Linked DNA regions of Mus musculus: all the other regions are linked to region 3. Evidence: chromatin contacts called from ENCODE Hi-C or POLR2A ChIA-PET data. All regions are on one chromosome and are shown on one strand. Each heading gives the region's core, a stretch centred on a gene start or an enhancer-like site at or near the end of the contact. The rest is flanking DNA. Distances are from core to core; before and after follow the strand shown. Region 1 overlaps Piezo1 (piezo-type mechanosensitive ion channel component 1). Region 2 holds the start of Galns (galactosamine (N-acetyl)-6-sulfate sulfatase). Region 3 holds the start of Aprt (adenine phosphoribosyl transferase).

The links. A loop is a pair of places that touch in the nucleus more often than their neighbours do. ChIA-PET counts read pairs that join two places held with the same protein, here RNA polymerase II (POLR2A).
Region 1: POLR2A ChIA-PET joins it to region 3 with 25 read pairs in embryonic stem cell. The contact joins the enhancer-like site here to the promoter of Aprt in region 3. POLR2A ChIA-PET finds 5 or more read pairs at or near these places in 4 of 5 experiments (Patski and embryonic stem cell).
Region 2: a map of left cerebral cortex shows a loop between it and region 3 (4-fold over the local background). The contact joins the promoter of Galns here to the promoter of Aprt in region 3. A Hi-C loop is called at or near these places in 8 of 37 maps with a recorded cell type or tissue (T-helper 2 cell, adrenal gland, heart and 2 more). POLR2A ChIA-PET finds 5 or more read pairs at or near these places in 4 of 5 experiments (Patski and embryonic stem cell).

The regions. Positions count from the first base shown.
Region 1 is chr8:122,522,503-122,526,509 of GRCm38, reverse strand. All of the region lies in intron 1 of Piezo1 (piezo-type mechanosensitive ion channel component 1), which reads left to right. Among named protein-coding and RNA genes, the nearest start is that of Gm26497, 3.8 kb to the right of the region's middle. Within about 2 kb of position 2,414, at least 1 of the 3 ENCODE cell types and tissues checked has a DNase peak (open chromatin) inside an H3K27ac peak, as active enhancers do.
Region 2 is chr8:122,608,919-122,612,833 of GRCm38, reverse strand. Galns (galactosamine (N-acetyl)-6-sulfate sulfatase) reads left to right here and starts at 1,347. Exons shown (of 14, transcript NM_016722.4): 1 at 1,347-1,606. The coding sequence starts at 1,496. It overlaps Trappc2l (trafficking protein particle complex 2-like), which reads right to left and starts at 1,208. Exons shown (of 5, transcript NM_021502.2): 1 at 1,141-1,208. The coding sequence starts at 1,173.
Region 3 is chr8:122,574,901-122,578,693 of GRCm38, reverse strand. Aprt (adenine phosphoribosyl transferase) reads left to right here and starts at 1,787. Exons shown (of 5, transcript NM_009698.2): 1 at 1,787-1,941; 2 at 2,073-2,179; 3 at 3,159-3,292; 4 at 3,479-3,557; 5 at 3,667-3,793. The coding sequence starts at 1,862. Galns (galactosamine (N-acetyl)-6-sulfate sulfatase) reads left to right here. Exons shown (of 14, transcript NM_016722.4): 14 at 1-457.

The DNA.
Region 1 (4,007 bases), core at 1,165-3,664, 53 kb after region 3:
CACCCCACTTGTCTTGTTAGAGCACCCCCATCCTTTGAGAGAAGAGGTAAGGCCAGAGATGTCTTTCCCAGGTTTATAGAGACTCAGGGGCTCACCCTGAGTTTGGAGCCTGGCCGGCTCACTAAGGAGCCTCTTACATGCTCAGACTGGCAGTCACAAAGCCCCTGAGGGACCTGGAACCCAACTATGTCATCTCTGAACATTCAAGAGCTACCGTGCTGGCTTCATCCTGTTGGCTGCAATTTACCAGCTGGGCACTGGGCAGGTTTGAATCATAACGTGGAACTCTGGGTGACATCAGGTCCCACACCCATACTCAGGTCCTGGGGCAGGGTCTATGGCCACCCTGCTTCAGTTTGCCTCTTCCATGGCAACCTCTGAGGTACTCTCAGATGGCTCTAGTGGGAGAATTGCAATTGACCACTGACCACAGTCACCTGGGAGCGGTGTGAACGTCCCGCACTGGGATGTCTGTAGTGGGGTCTCAGGGTCTCTGTGCTCCTAGGAAAGAGCCCAAGGCATATGTGTGCTTGTTGCTAGTGGATCAAGAAACTGATCATGCCCTGGCCCGGTTCTTTTGTTTGGCTTGTTTGGTTTTTGTTTTGTTTTGTTTTTCTCCAGACAGATGTAGTGTCTAGAGGAGTAGGTGAAGCTGTGGAGGGGCCGTGCCCACAGTGCCTCAGTTTCCCTCATCTGACAGATGGCAGGCATTGGGTAGGGAAAGGGAGGCTCTACCTAGGAAAGCCTTCCGTGGTTTGCTAGGCCGTTGCTTCTCCTCCCTGTGTAAGCCACGTGGTGGCTTCACAGCTCAGCCCGTGCCCTTCACAGCTCAGCTGGGAGACCTGGATACACAATTTACTCCAGTTAGTGGGAGCTCTTGAGTAGCTACGATCTGGGGAGAGGTAACATGTGGTCAGGGAAGTGGACAGGACTGACCCTGGTGGAGGCTCTGCGAGCGGCTCACCAGACTTGCTCCAGGCTCTGGAGAGCTCACGGTGTATTAAGGGAAGAACTCCCAGTCCGAGGCTAAATTTGTCAGTGGTACACAGTATACAGGGCCAGGACCAGCCCCTTCTTCAGCTTCCTGCTGAGGGCGAAGACCCTCTGAGCTCCAAGTGGTCTGTGAGGAGGGTGTCACCTTCAGGAGGGACAGTTCTGCGGGCCAACTCCCTCCCAAATGGGATAGGGACTATTTTCTGCACCCATGTACTTCCCAGGGCCCTGCCCATGTGCTACCCGGCCTGTTTACCTGTGACAGCCAGTAGAGATGGCTGCAGATAGGTCTGGCTTCCTCCCTCCAGGGAGGAGTGGGTGGGGATGGCTGATACGGAATGGGGCCCACCCTGTACCCTGAGTTCTCTCCTCTTTTGTTGATAGTTGTCGCCTGTGGGTAGGTCAGCTTTGGGTGGCTTCAGTCTCATACCTCCAAGCGACTCGCATAGAGTACAGACTGTGCCTCTGTGTGATAGGCATTGTGGGTTGTTTAGGGGGGGAGACTGTGAGCAGGGTCCCCAGTTAGTTAGCTGACTGACTAACTGGGACCAACGCAGCATCTGCTGGGAAGAGGACCTGTCACGGTCGGATTGAGTTTCTCCTCGTGTCTTCTCTGTCTCTGGTCTCTGGGCTGTCCTGAGAAGTTTGGGGTGGGAGGCAAGCATCCCTCTGCCAGCTTGTCTCTGGTGCCAGCAGTAGCTGTATCATCCATCCTTGATCTCTTTGCCTGATGCAGCCCTGGTTGAGAGCCAGGGCTCAGCACCAAGCCATTTCCTGCTGGTCTTCTGGGCATTCACTGCCTTCAGCACCTCTGACCTGCTCTGCTAGGAGTGGATACTGTGGAGTTGCTCCAAGTTAGGGAGAAGCCGAGAGCCGAGGAACCACAGTGCCTTGCGGGCCATGTCCAGCTCGCTGGGCAGTGGGCATCCCTCCCTCCCACCTCCTCCGGGCGTCCATATTCAGCCTTACCTCCTGTTTGTTACCTGTATAACCTACCTCATCTCAGCCTGTCCCCTCTTGCTCTGCGACTTCCTCAAAGTATGACAAGGTCACTGTGGGCTGAGGGAAACATAAAAGTTGACTAGCTGTTCAGATGGGAGTATGTGACTATGTGTCCATGGGTTCTCTTACTGGTATTATGGCTACCAGGCCACCCTCGGTGTTGAGAGAGAGAGCCAGAATGACTCGACCCACCCCATGCAGGTCAGCTGAGCCGTGAAACCACGGTTCCCAGACGCGTCGCACTAATTAAACCCCCAACACTATGGTAATTAAATGCTCCAAGTGCTCCCAGAGCCCAGGCAGTTTGGCCGGGCTCCAAGTAGGTAAAATGAAGTCCCTGTGCCTCTCCCAACCCCGGCTGCTTCAGGCTGAGGCAGCTCCCGACTCGACCCCTCTCCTCGATCAGCCAGGACTGGTCCACACGCCCTCCTGACTGCTCTTGTCTGTCTCCCACAAGGGGCATCACTTTCTTCTCTAACAGAAGGAAACAGATCCGATTAGAGCTCTGTATCCACAATGTGCTTTGAAACTGTCCCTGCGCTTCACGTCGGCTTTGGAGCCTGAAGAGGTGGGCGTCCGTCAGCTAGGCATCCTCAACCCCCTTGCCTTTCCTGTCTCCAGCAGATCAGGAATAACTCGGAGAAGGGGCCAGCCAGATTGGATGTATCTGAACAGACGGTGGCTAGCGCTGAAATTACCATGACTTCGCATGGCTGCCAGGCTCAGTGTCTCCCTGGGGCTGTAGAAGTGACAAGTGAGGACAGCTTCAAAGGAGCAAAATGCACCTTAGGCTTGACTGACCCTCTTTCCTGCTGGCTGCACCTGGGCCTGATCAAAGGTGCTAAGATATCCAGCCACACTGCCCAGGCTAACCCAGTCTAGGAGCCTTAGTCCCAAGCTTTAGGAACAAGTCCGGGCAGCTGGCTTCCTCATGTGCCCTCAGCTGACTGTACCAACCCTCCTCTTCCAGGAAGGGGGATTGGCCAGAGCCTTCTGGGCCTGGTTTGGCTTAAGTTTTTGCTTTCAGCCTTCCTGGGGGGTGGCAGGTGTGGCCACTAGGCTTCATTGACTCCGGACTCCCAGCGCGCAGCTTCTAGCTGCTGCTGGAATTCTCCTCCTTCCTCTTCCTCCTCTGCCTGGCCCCACCCACTGGCCGAAATCTCACCCAGAAGTGTTTATAGTTGCAGCCCAGGCCAAATAAGGCAGGCAGGAGACCCGGAATCCCAACGGGTGGCAGGGAGCAGCTAGGGTGTGGGTCAGGACCCCACCCCCCAGTCCTGCAGCTGTCCTGCTCAGCAGCAGTTATCTGGTCCCCTCCTTTGTACTTCATGCAGCCATCTGGGGATGGCAGAGGGCAGGATCTAGCAGGGCGCTTCCCTAGAGCTGAAGATCCGGGTTTAGTGTGGTTGATATACTTAGGTATTTTGTGGTCGTTGATCCTAGAATTTCATACATGTTAGGCAAGTGGTCTATCACAGAGGCACTAGGTCACACCTCCTGTCAGGTCTTGTGTGACCTCCGCTGTCCTTGAATTCCCTAGGCAGCTGAGGGTGACCTCACCTGATTCTCCGCCCACCAGCTCCTCCGGCCTTGGCCTCCCAAGTGCTTCCAGGGTAAGCGTGCACTGCCACACCTGGCCTCTAGCCATTTTTATTTTTTATTTTGAGACAACAAGGTCTTGCTGAGTATCCCAGGCCAGGCTGGAACTTGGGATCCTCCTGCCTCAGCATCCTGTGTAGCTGAGATCCCAGGCCTGAGGCACCAGGCCCAACTAGGTGTCTAATCTGGTAACCTCTGTATGCTCTGGGAGGAAGATAGCTTGTGGCCCTCCCTGCCCTTCACTTCTGTGATTGTGGTAATGTGTGGCAGCATTCTTCTTATGAGAAAGGAGATGTCAAGTTTAAACTCTTTGTTGTTTTGTTTTGAGTTTTGAGACAGGGTTTCTCTGTGTAGCCCTGGCTGTCCTGGAACTCACTCTGTAGACCAGGCTGGGCTCAAGCTCAGAAATCTGC
Region 2 (3,915 bases), core at 98-2,597, 35 kb before region 3:
CAGTGCCAAAAAGAAAAGCAATATGGGACCAGAGATGTAACTCCGTAGTGGAGTGCTTGAGTCGCAGCATTAAGCCCTAGTTCTCTCACCTGTACCAGAAAGGAGGAGGAAGGGAGGGTGGAAGCAGTAGAGACAAATGCACAGGGGCAGGAAGTGAGCAGAAATGACTCCGGAATGCCAACCTGAGCACAGCCTAACAACATACCCTGACACTTCTCTTCCTAGGATCACCTCTGCCTCAACCACCAGCACACTCTGTAGTGTCATCCTAACAGCAGGGGCACTAGCTATTTCTTAACGTGCCACACTAGGGTAGTGGTCTGTTCTCAGTGCTTCGAGACATTGAATGAGTCTCCAAATCAGGACCCTTCAGCATAGATACTGGACTTCCTCCTCCTGAGTTTATCAAAGCAGCAGCTGCCTATGACATGAGTTTTGGTTTTGGTGGCCTCCTGGGGGTATAACTCCCTCTTTCATACTGACAGCTTCACAGCAGTCTAATCCCTAATGGCAGATCTCAGAAAAAGCCTAATAGGGATACAGGCTTCATGCAACAGGATATTGTGGCCCTCTGGAGCTGTCTTAGCATCCATAAACAGCTTTCCGGAAAGAAATGAATATATATGTTGGCCAGCAAGATGACAGTTGGGAATAGAGGGTACAAAGGGGAGAGGGATGCTGTCTAGAGGTTTGCAGGCCTTCACGGTGGAGTAGAAGGGTGCAAAAGACATGAAGGGGACTATCCTAAGGCAAAGAAAAGCACTTGGATTCTAGGCTGACTTGAGCCGCGCCAGGCTTATATTTAAATAGCGCCGGCTGGGCAGCCAGGGGACGGTCCGGAAGGCGGGGCAGAAAGACCGGACGCGGAAGGCAGCTGAGGCCGTGAAAAGAACGCGTAGAGCGACGGGTGGCAGGCTGCAGCGACCAGCTAAGCTTCCCGGGGGATCTCAAAACCCGGAGGCGGAGGCCTGCAAACTGGCGGCGGACGGCTGTCAGCTGTCAGCGAAAGCGAGCCGGAAGGATCCTGATCATAGGGCTTGGCTGAGGCTTGGAGCTCAGAGTTGAAAAGATCAAGACCATGGCTGGAAGGAGGCCCGCCGCCCGCCGCCCGCCGCCCGCCGCCCGCAGCCTCTCACGCACCTCCTTGGCGATCACCGCGATGCACACCGCCATATTGGCAGGCTGTGCGCCACATCATGTGACCCGATGTGGAGGCAGGCCCCGCCCATTCTCCTCCCACCGAGGCTCAGAGCCCGCCTCTCTCTACCATGGCTCCGCCCAGACTCTCAGGTCCGGCCTTGGTCCCGCCCCTTTCCCGTAAGGCCCAGCCCACTCCCTTGTCACTCAGACAGCCTAGGCCCCACCTCTCCCTCTTCTTTTCTCCGTGGCCCTGCCCCTCCTCTCATTCTGCCGCCAGGGCCCGCCCTACAGTCCAAAAGGAACCGCGGCAGGCTTGGGACTGGGTCTTGACTCCTCAGCGGGAGCTTGGTTTGCTATGGCGGCCTGTACCGCAGCCCAGCAGCTGCTGCTGGTACTGAGTGCCCTAGGACTCTTGGCCGCAGGTGCTCCGCAGCCCCCCAACATCGTGCTACTGCTCATGGACGATGTAAGTGGGGCCACGCGGCGGGGGGACACGGAAGACACAGGGCAGCCACACGGCGGATGAGCAGTGACCCGAGGGAGGCCCAGAGCCCGGTGTCACATCTTTCACTGTTTCCGCAGTGGGGGTAGGTGTTCAGGGAGGCCCTTTTCTTCCTACTTCCCCTCCCGAGAGCGGGCTGACATTCTCCTCCCCTCAACAGGTGGCCCTGCCTTGGTGCCCACCTCCAGCCTGACCTCTGGGGGAACTCTGACCACAAAGTCAGGCATAGAATGTCACCTGCGAGTGCAGCCTGTGGTCATTTATGAATTCTGCCCTGGGGCATATCTCCCTCAGTGTCCCTGTCTGAGAAATCTGTCGCCCTGAAGTGACATGAAAGCTTAGAAATCAGTCATGTAGAACACTAAGTCAGATGGAACTATCCAAACAGAACTAGATGGACTGTGCCTTCCTCGCAGTCTCAGCCTGCCAGCCCCACCTCCACCCCCACCCCCCCACCCCCAGACACACACTGTGGAGTGACATCTGTTGGCTATTGTTAGAATCAGAGTCACATCCAGTTCAGGATGATTTGAAACAAATCAGAGGCTAATACCGGCCGAGGCTAATTAATAGCCAAACCAGCCCTCTGCAGGGCCTTCAGACCTGTGCTGATCCACACTTACCTCCTCAAAAAGGGGAGAGGGATGCTGTCTAGCGATCTGTGGGCCCATCAGAATGGAGAGGTGCTATATATGTAAAATAAGTTGAATTTTAGAGACTTTTAAAAAAAGATTTATTTATTATTATAGATAAGTACACTGTCGCTGTCTTCAGACACACCAGAAGAGGGTGTCAGATCTCATTATGAGTGGATGTGAGCCACCATGTGGTTGTTGGGATTTGAACTCGTCAGTGCTCTTACCTTCTGAGCCATCTCGCCATTCCAATTTTAGAGACTTAATAGGAGAAAAAGAAAGTAAACATCCCACTTGATAAACATTAGCTTAGTAGTTTTTTATTACTAAGAAAAATACAGATCTAAAAAGTCCTGTACATAAGTCCCACCACCCAGAAGCCACTGCAGGAAACCCCTTCCAGCTTCCCGTTCTTTGTGGATGCTGACTGTTCACACAATGGATGTCTGGCTTCTCTGGCTCCTGTCCTGGTCACTAATAGCAGACTTTGCACAGTAATGAGCAGTACTGAAGATCTATATATAGAGAGAGATTTCATACATATATAGTGCCTTTCAGTATTAAGTCGTTTTAGGGCCAAATCGCACTGGCTCGGTTTGTTTGTTTCCACTGGTTTGATCCAGAAGTACTGACTACAGGCTCGTCTGTCAGTTTTCTGCTCTTTTCCAAATGACAGCCTGTGAGGAGAGGTCTTCTCTGACACTCCCTTGAGACTCCTGAAGAACGTTGAACTGATAGACTTTGGGTAACTGAGTTAAGTAAATGTGCTCTTAGCTTTCATTTTGGCGTCCTTACTTTTTGTGTTTTGTTTGCTTGCTCTCTTGCTTGCTTTTTTGAAATAGGGTCTTGCTAAGTAGTGTTGGCTGGCCTGAAACTCACTCTGTAGCCCTGGCTGGCCTCAAACTCAATGCAATCCTCCTGCCTCCACCTCCCCAGTGCTGGGATTGCAAGCATGAGCCACCAAACCTAAAGACTTACCTAACTGCTTTTCTGATGTGGTGACTAGGAAATAAAGTCACATGGAAGGTCACAGTGCATTTCCGTTGGGCAGCTCCAGCTGAGTAGAGAGGTTTTTAGGTAATGGAATGTGACAAGCAATGACCAACGGTTTACCTGAAGGTGGTTGACTAGGAACCACCACCACCTACCTTCTGGATACCCGGGGGCTGTGACAGGAGGGTTCTTTGGAGTTGAATCCCAGAACATTGTACAAAACCCGGGTCTTGTCACGTAGAGACTTTTGATACAAATAACGGGAAAGGAACTCAATTAACTTCAGCAGCACTGGGAATCCCTGGCTTGACCAAGTAGACAACAGGGCACTCTGGCTTAAAGCAGGTAGCTTCAGGCTTCCCCTTTCATAAAGCTGCTGCTGTCTGTAAGCTGGCCCCTGGGAGCCCTGTGTCAGCCTCATGCCAGCCGCAGGCAACTCCCAGCTCACCTACTGTCAGCAACCTTAGTGGGACAATGGCTTTTGCTGACTTGGGCCTACTTCTAGGCCAAGCATGGGGAAGGGGTAGAGAATCTTCCGGACTGTCCAACAGGGAAGCTAAGTCCATCTCTTGAAAGGACACCTAGGTAGGGAGGCCTCCTGGGTTTCTACTTGACCTACTCCAGGTTGCCTGTGCCAGAAGAGGC
Region 3 (3,793 bases), core at 538-3,037:
AGACAAAGACAGCACCTTTTCCAGTCAAGGTGGCATCTGCACTGCCCCATGGAGATGGGAAGATGACAGCCTAAGTTTCTGGCCCTGGCTCAGGGCAGTATGGGGCCACTTCTGTAACCTGCCACCTCTCATATGCTCCACATAATCTCCAAGACCCTTTCTCTGAAGGCTCATGGACAAGTTTTCACATCTGTGCAGTAACTGCAGAGCCAAGGTTGAGCTGTAACGGTTGGGAAATGATGGTGAAGAGACTGAGAGGAAGAATAAAGGAACAGGAGGGGGTTAGCTCTGGTAGCCCCAAGTCTATTTTTGGGTTGGTTTGAGACAGGGTTTCTCAGTGAGGTGCTGGCTCTCCTAGAACTCACTCTGTAGGACAGGCTGGCCTTGAACTCAGAGATCTGCCTGCCTCTCTTGGGAGTGCTGGGATTAAAGGCGTGCGCCATCATGAGACCACCTATCCTGGTCTTTTGTTTGTTTGTTTGTTTTTATTTTTTTCAAGGCAGGGTTTCTCTGTGTAGTCCTGGCTGTCCTGGAACTTACTTTGTAGACCAGGCTGGCCTTGAACTCAGAGATCCACCTGCCTCTGCCTCCCAAGTGCTGGGATTAAAGGCGTGCGCCACCACCGCCCGGCATATCCTGGTCTTTAAAATCGAGATTATGATGGGAGACTGTGTGTTAGATCTCCACGTACCTGTTGCATGAGCTTTCCCTGGGGATTCAGAAACAGATGCCCCAGATACGATTCCAGTGAGAGCCTAAAGTAACCATCGTGTCCAATGAGTTCACTGCCTACAAGAACATGAATGACCCCCAGAGCAGCTGCATCAACCAAACGGAAAAGTCTCGGCCCAGCATAGATGACAAGTTCCTAATAGATTCATAACGGAGCTTCCCTTTAGTTAACCTTCCTCCATGTGAGTGTGTGTGTGTGTGTGTGTGTGTGTGTGTGTGTATTCTAGTGCCTCCAGAGACCACATCAAATGGAAGAATGCAGCTCACGGGCTCACAGGAAGGTCCAAGAAGGAATGTTTAGAATCCATTGGACCCTCCCCACACCCTCTCCTTTGATGGAGCATGGGCCAATTTGGAGGATATCTTTTGAGTAATTGCAACTGCACTGAAGATGATAATGGCCATTATACTCAGAGGACAGTCTTCCACACCACTACCTATAGACCCAGGTACTGTGCTGGGAAGGTAGAACCCCAGTTCTGTCTCTGGCTATCAGGACCTTCTGGTCCCCACCCCAAAACGAGGAGGGCACATTCTGTTGCAATGCACAGGAGTGTCTGTGGTCTCAGAGAAGGCATTCCTTACCCGCCCTGCTACCCTGCTTTCCCCTGCGCTCTAGCCCACACACAGTGCACTCCCACCTCTGGACCTAAGACTATCCATCAGCTCCCTTCCGGGCTAATTCCAGGAAAGCAGGGGCTGAATCTCAGGCCCCTTGTACTATGCGCGAGGGAAGGAACGCAAGGCCAAACCACTCCAGCGGACCTGGGCAAGACCCGTCCCTGCTCCCCCAGGTCCAGAAGACTAGCCCCTGGAAAAGCAGGACTGAAAAAGCGTGTGTGGGGCAAAACCAAAAAAGGATGGACATCGCACATCCCCTTTCCACCCATATATCTTTGAGGTAGGGATGCTTGTGTTTAGGCAGCTCAAGAAATCTAACCCCTGACTCAGGCCCCACACACACCTCGCAGAGGCCCCGCCTCTCAGCCTGTCCCGCCCCTCGTGCTAGACCAACCCGCACCCAGAAGCCCCGCCCATCGAGGACGCTCCGCCCTTGTTCCCCCCGGGATTGACGTGAGTTTAGCGTGCTGATACCTACCTCCTCCCTGCCTCCTACACGCACGCGGCCATGTCGGAACCTGAGTTGAAACTGGTGGCGCGGCGCATCCGCAGCTTCCCCGACTTCCCAATCCCGGGCGTGCTGTTCAGGTGCGGTCACGAGCCGGCGAGGCGTTGGCGCTGTACGCTCATCCCCCGGCGCAGGCGCGTAGGCAGCCTCGGGGATCTTGCGGGGCCTCTGCCCGGCCACACGCGGGTCACTCTCCTGTCCTTGTTCCCAGGGATATCTCGCCCCTCTTGAAAGACCCGGACTCCTTCCGAGCTTCCATCCGCCTCTTGGCCAGTCACCTGAAGTCCACGCACAGCGGCAAGATCGACTACATCGCAGGCGAGTGGCCTTGCTAGGCCGTGCTCGTCCCCCACGGTCCTAGCCCCTATCCCCTTTCCCCCTCGTGTCACCCACAGTCTGCCCCACACCCATCCATTCTTTCTTCAACCTCTGACACTTCCTCCTTGGTTCCTCACTGCCTTGGACGCTTGTTCACCCTGGATGAACTATGTAGGAGTCTCCCTTCCCTGCTAGGTACCCTAAGGCATCTGCCCTCGGTGCTTGTTCCTAGAGACGAACTCTGCTCTGTCCTTGTGTCCAGAACCAGGCCTCCCTCTTTTAGGGCACAAAGCTGGCCAGCATCCTGACAGCAGGCTGGGAGACCCTGGAACCTCCAGATGACGGACATCCTTGCTTAGGGGTAGCCTCTGGGATGAACTAGATACTAAAAATTAGGTAACCTTGGTTGGGCGTGGCGTGCCTGGGCAGACCTCAAGCCTGGTAGCTTCAGGGGCTGTTTCTCCCCAGGACTACACCGGGGCATCTTTCTCTTGTTCCCTCACACAAGCTTGTGTTAAACAACTGCTGTCTACCTGGCTCCATGCCTGAGCTTCAGAAACACCCTAGGACAGCTGAATGTCCACCAGGAGTGTCCAGAGGGAGGGTGGGCACCCCAGAGAACAGAGTGGCCCTGGTAAGTGCTCAGGGACCACAGACTTTTGCCCACTTCACTTCCTATTGGTACCCCTGGCCATGCTCCAGAAATTAGGGCATGTATGTATCCTTCCCACGACAGCTAGATGCTGCATTTGAAAGGTGGCAAGAGCCACCATAGGTGGCCCTGAGCTGTTCAGAAGGCAGGTAGGATCCCCAAGGCTGAGATGATGAGTTGATGGCTACCCAGTAGCCATCAACGTTCTTCTAGCCGTAGTCAGCAAGACCTAGTGTTCCTAGCAAGTGTTGACCTCGCCCATACTTGGCCTCTAGATTCCCATGCCCCTCAGCTCCATCCCACAACCTTCCCTCCTTACCCTAACAGGTCTAGACTCCAGGGGCTTCCTGTTTGGCCCTTCCCTAGCTCAGGAGCTGGGCGTGGGCTGTGTGCTCATCCGGAAACAGGGGAAGCTGCCGGGCCCCACTGTGTCAGCCTCCTATTCTCTGGAGTATGGGAAGGTAAGCGAGCTGTGTGTAGAGGAAGGGCAGGGTCTTATCACGGCTACCAGTGTCTAGGAGTAAATGTGGGTGCTCAGAGAGGTTGAGACATTGGGTCAGGTTTACACCACCCAGAAACGCTCGAGGCTAGGGAGGTGGCCACTTGTTCGCGCCTAGACTCTGTCTTACACTACTTCCTGTCTGCAGGCTGAGCTGGAAATCCAGAAAGATGCCTTGGAACCCGGGCAGAGAGTGGTCATTGTGGATGACCTCCTGGCCACAGGAGGTAAAGAACCAACCCAAGACAAACAGACTTCAAAGGGCCAGACCCTGTCCTGGGTGCTGACTAAGCAAAGAGCTTGAACACCTCCTCTTTCTCTGTCCCTTCCCCCCAGGAACCATGTTTGCGGCCTGTGACCTGCTGCACCAGCTCCGGGCTGAAGTGGTGGAGTGTGTGAGCCTGGTGGAGCTGACCTCGCTGAAGGGCAGGGAGAGGCTAGGACCTATACCATTCTTCTCTCT